Linked DNA regions of Homo sapiens: region 2 is linked to region 1. A link is a loop called in an ENCODE intact Hi-C map of the cell type or tissue named here. Cell type or tissue: tibial artery. All regions are shown on one strand.

What was found. A loop is a pair of places that touch in the nucleus more often than their neighbours do. Peaks named below come from ENCODE experiments on the same cell type or tissue, not always from the same donor. Only the 100,000 strongest peaks of a DNase experiment are listed, where the experiment ranks them.
Region 2: it touches region 1 in a loop (9-fold over the local background); 29 of 110 quality-filtered maps call a loop at or near these places.

The regions. Positions count from the first base shown.
Region 1 is chr4:3,879,558-3,882,057 of GRCh38, forward strand. No RefSeq gene overlaps it. Among named protein-coding and RNA genes, the nearest start is that of ADRA2C, 110 kb to the left of the region's middle. RefSeq lists enhancers at 1-502, 503-1,058 and a silencer at 1,257-1,316. In tibial artery, a CTCF peak has its summit at 1,258 (motif pointing left); a DNase peak (open chromatin) is centred at 1,244; H3K27me3 peaks cover 2,087 bases.
Region 2 is chr4:3,769,748-3,772,247 of GRCh38, forward strand. No RefSeq gene overlaps it. Among named protein-coding and RNA genes, the nearest start is that of ADRA2C, 4.6 kb to the left of the region's middle. RefSeq lists enhancers at 425-1,110, 1,111-1,796. In tibial artery, no CTCF peak of the experiment used is centred here; a DNase peak (open chromatin) is centred at 1,434; H3K4me3 peaks cover 722 bases; H3K27ac peaks cover 2,500 bases.

The DNA.
Region 1 (2,500 bases):
GTCAGAACTCACAGGTGGGGGATGAGGAACCGGATCATTCACGGAGGGGAGAGATAGCAGAGGTCAGAGGTTCTCCCTAAACCAGCAGAGATGAATCCAAAGCCCCGGGTGGAGGCCCGGTGGCAATGAGGTATCAGAGGAGCCAGGAAAGTCTGGCCAGGAGGAGTCTGCTAGGGCTCAGCACTGAAGCGCCACGGAAGGAGTCTATAGAGGCTGCAGCTGTGTTCCGGTTCGGAAGCCGAGGAGGAGCGCGTGAGAGCCACAGCCCCGGCGCGAGAACCACAGCCCCGGCGCGAGAGCCACAGCCCCGGCGTGGGAACCACAGTCCCGGCGCGAGAGCCGCAGCCCCAGCGTGGGAACCACAGCCCCGACGCGAGCAGCTCAGCAGGGCCCACTTGTTTCCTTATTAATTTTTACTTTCAGCCACATGCAATTAACAGTGTATTGTTAATTTGCCAACAATAACAACAGGCTCAAATCAGCCATGACCACCCGCCGGCGGGAGGGGCCTCCCTGCGTGGAGTTGGCCTCTACCCCAAGATCTGCATCCCACACTCAGGCCTGCTGCCCTCTGGCCTCTGCCCAGGCTGTGCCCTGGACCCAGACGCTGCTCCCTCAGCCCAGTCCTTTTGGGTGTCTCTGACCTTCCTTCAAGATGCACCCAAGCAAGGCGACCCCTGTGCAGGAAGGGCCCAGCCCTTTGACTGGGCAGGCTGCGCTCTGTTCACTAGGTACCCATGTTGGGTAGGGACCTGTGGCCACAATCCTGGTGTCTCCCACCCCTGTCCAGAACAGGTGCGGACTAAGCGTCTGCTGCGCTGCCAGGGCGCTGTCAGGATGGCGCCCAGAGGACGGGCTGCTGCCCTGGGGCTGCCTGAGGAGGGTCCGCAGAAGTTCCCTCTCGAGCGGGAGGAGGGGATTTGCATATTCACTTAGAAGGATGAAGCGCTGCGGGGAACCTTCCCACCCCCAAGGAGCTGTTCTGCCCAGATGCTGAGCTGGGAGCCGTCCCTCCCCCGGCCACACGCCTGCAGGTGACCCCCCTGCCCCGCCCCGCCACCAGGCCTGGGCACCCCAACCTCCACCCCTGCCAGAGGCGCCTGCACCGGGTTCCTCCTGCAGATCTGCAAACTCACGCCCGCCCAGCTCAGGCTCTGCAGCCCAGTTCTCATCGTTTCACGGGCTGAGGCCGGCTCCCGCGCAGGAAGGCGGGGTTTGCTGCCACCTGCTGTCCATTCGCCATAAGAGGTGGGACGCACGTTCACCTGAGAGCTTGGGGAGGAGAGAGGAAGGAAGGAGAAATTGAGGGAGGAGAGGGGAAGAAGGGAGGAAAGAGGGGAGGGGAGGCAAGAAGAGGTGAGAAGAGGACAGGAGGAGGAAAGAGATGGGTGACGGGGAGACGGGAAGGAAGAGGGAGGGCCTTCCTGGAAGAAAGAGCTGGATAGGCCTTGGACAGACCTGGGCTTAGATTCTGGCTGTGTGACCTTGGGTGGTTAATCAACGTCTCTGGGCCTTATTTCCTTTATCCACAAAGAGGCGATGACAAAGCCTCCGCCTCCATGAGAGCAGCCATGAAGTGTCATGATCCCTGCTGAGGAAACCGAGGCTCCCAGAGGCGGACGGTGGAGAGGTGGGGCCGCACCGCTGGCTGCCTGAGTCCTGGAGCCCCGGACACCCTTCAGTGCAGCGAGGGTCTGCCGCCATGCCCCAGGGTCTCCTTGGAGGCTAGAAGTTGTCTGTTTCTCACCCCTGGTGTTACATTGAACCAAAGATGGCACCACAGCCCACGGGCGTAACTTTTTATATTTTTAAGTTGGATACATGGAGCTACTTGGCGTTTGCTTCCATCACATCGTTGAGGAAAGAGGTGGTTGCTTATGGTACCCCTGTTTTTACTGCAACCTGCAATGGATGAGAACCTCCCTGTTGCAGAGAGCAAAACACTGAACTAAATTGTGCTGTAACACAGCCCTGTGTTGGGGGATTGGGAGTGATCATGCAAACGCTTGCAAATTTGCACAGTGACAGAGACAATCGTTTGGGCAGCTGTTCACTATATGAAAAGGCAATTGACCAAAAGTCAGTTACTGAGCTATCTCAATATGTTCATTTTATTTTAACTTTTGGCAGCAGGCTGCAATTAAAGGAGAGAAAGAAAACAAAGTGATAAGTGTAAGATAATGTACACACATGTGTAAAAGAAAATGACAAGACAGGATGACTATTTGTCTCTTGGTTAGCTCCTTGGGCTCTATGTCTCCTTCCTCAGAGAACCTCGTTTTCCTTTGTCCAAATTTGTTAGGGTGGATAATCCACGCGCCTGCTCCCCCATGATGGAAGCCAAAGACGTCCCTGGAGCCGCCTCCCGCTGCACCCTTTCCTGCACTGCCCACATGGACACAACTCAGCTGATTAGACTTCCTCTCAGAACTTTAGTCTTGAGCAAAGGAATTAAAGGGTGAAGTGACTGAAGGTATGCCCTTCCAAAGTGGTACGTGAG
Region 2 (2,500 bases), 110 kb before region 1:
TTGCCAGAGTTGGCCCTTGGAGAACCCCCTCGCCGCAGCTGCCTGGCTTCCACCCCAGATGATGGGTCTTCAGGATACCCCAGCTGGGAAGAGCTCTCCCAGCCGTGTCCACAGCTGGCACATGTGCTAATGCTCACACCTGCTGTGTGCTAGTCTCAGACACAGGTGGGGAGATACAGACAGCAGTGGGGGCAGGGGAGGGGTGGAGAACATGGCCAGTCAAGGCCGATGAGGACATCCCTGACCTCCCCCGACCAGGCCTGGGCAGGGAGTCCTGAACTGTTGGCCCAGCTTGTCCTGGAGCTGTTGTACTGGCTCAGACAAATCCCTGCTCTCTGGGCCTCGGTGCCCCACCTGGGAAGTGGAGGGGGTCCTGGGAGCCCTCTTGGGCCCTGCCAGGCCTGCCAATCTGTTGGGCAATCTATCCCCTGAGCCTGGGACCACAGGAGACCCCACCTCAGAGACTCCATGGCTGACATCGCACCCAGGGACACTCTGAGGGCAGGCCTTGGGCTGCGAGAGAATCACTGTACACACATGAAAAAGACTCCAGAGCTCAGGATTTCTGCTCCAGAATCTGCATCTTACCAAGCCGGCAGGAGGGGTCCAAAACTCACAACTGCAAGACGGGAGGGCAGACCCCCAACCCCTCACCTGCCAGCACTCAAGACCCCAAGTCCCGCCCAGGGCACCCTTCCCTTGAGAGCACCAGCATTTCATGGGATAACTCGTACATTTCATGGGACTCAGAGAGGTGGATTAACCTGCCTGAGGTCACACAGCTGGTGATAAGACCCAACAGGGCCCAGGTTTCCTGGCCCCAAATTCAACCAGATAACAAGTATTTCTTGAGTATCTCCACCATTTCCTACTGCCTCCTGGGAGGTCTTCAGGAATGGGCAACTTCCCACAGCTGAGGGCAGACCCCACGTGGAGGCACAGCATGATGAGCAAGGGTTTGGAGGTAGGAGGTGCAAGTGTGTTTTAGGAAATGGGGTGCCAGCATGGGGAGGGGGAGACAATGCAGACAGGAGGCTGGACAGAGGGGCCGTGTGCCAGGCTGCAGGGGAGAAGCTGGTGGGAGGGTGCTTGGACAGAGTGTCAGGTTTTGATCTGACCCCCTGGGGGCTGTGAGGTCTGCAGAGGAAATGCAACCTCCCAGGGCTGGAGCCTGCCCTGTCACCTGCTCAGCAGTGTGGCCGACTGAGCATGTCACCTCTGAACTGCAGATCCTCCTCCCTGCAAGGGGATAACCACAGCCCCCCCACACCCAGGGATCCTGGGAGATTAACTTCGAGGATACAGCAGGGCACGCAGCCTGGTACACGCTCGGGGAAGAATGTCAGCAAACCTTCCTCCTCTTCCCGTCCTGACCCTGCCAGTCACACCCTCCAGGGCTATGGCCGGGACTGCAGCCGGCAGATGTTCACCACTCGATCTTGGTTGCCGCCTGGAGAGACTTTCTTTTCAGCTGGATAAACAGAGACAGAAACCTGGCTTCTCACCCTGCCTGCTGCAGGGACACGTGTCACCTTGCTCTGAGTCCTGGTGTCTTCATCCATGAAGGGGGCACTGACACCCACCCCGAGGGTAAGATGAGCCCCGAGTGCCTCCAAACCCAGCCCAGGAACCACCCGCCAAGGGGACTTCTCAACGCCCAGAGCAGGGCCCTCCCCTCTGCCGACCTGTCCACCACGGCCCCTGACTTCCTGAGTGGCTCTCCTCTCCACGGACGAGGCCTGGGCCTGCCTCACTTCTTCATGCCGACTTCATGGATCCAGAGTGGCCTGATGTCAACCCCCATATGTGGTTGTGGAAACTGAGGCCTAGAGGTGACTGTGTGGCCAGGGACCCCTAGGGGTGAGGGGGCAGAGCAAACTGTGGACTCAGAAAGGTCCCTCTGCAGAGAGCCTGGGCTCTGATCTCACCCCGTCCCAAGCAAGCCACAGAGCAGCGTTTTCCACGACCGGTTTCCTGGGCAGAGCTCCCCGTTGGGCTCTTGGGAGATTTCAGGCAAAATAAAATAAAGCAGCCACTACCGACGGAGGAGGGCTTGCCCTGTGTGGAGGGTGCTGGCTCGAACGCCGTCCTGCTCAGGGTTCCTGTGTACCTGGCCCAAGCCTGTCACAGATGCAGCTCCTACCAGATATACATAGACATGCATATGTTTTCATTAACTCCTGTATTTTAATCCTATGGCTGTTGGTAGGAAAGGAGGGAAAAGAAAGAATCCAAATATTCCATTGCAGCTCAGTATGGAATTCAAAAGGAAATATTCCTTGGTGCAGGCAGCAATGTTAGTACTTTATAGAAGCAGCTCCAGGCTTTGGATCCTGCCCCCGACTCCGGGGGTGGGGGCTGGAGGGTGGGGGAAACACGTTGCCGTGGCACTTGCTGGCGAGGAAGCCGCCCTTCCCGGCTGTGCTGGCAGCCGGCTGTATTTTTCTATCACATCCATCGGCAGGGCTCAAATATTCCGTGCCGTGTCGGATCAAAACAC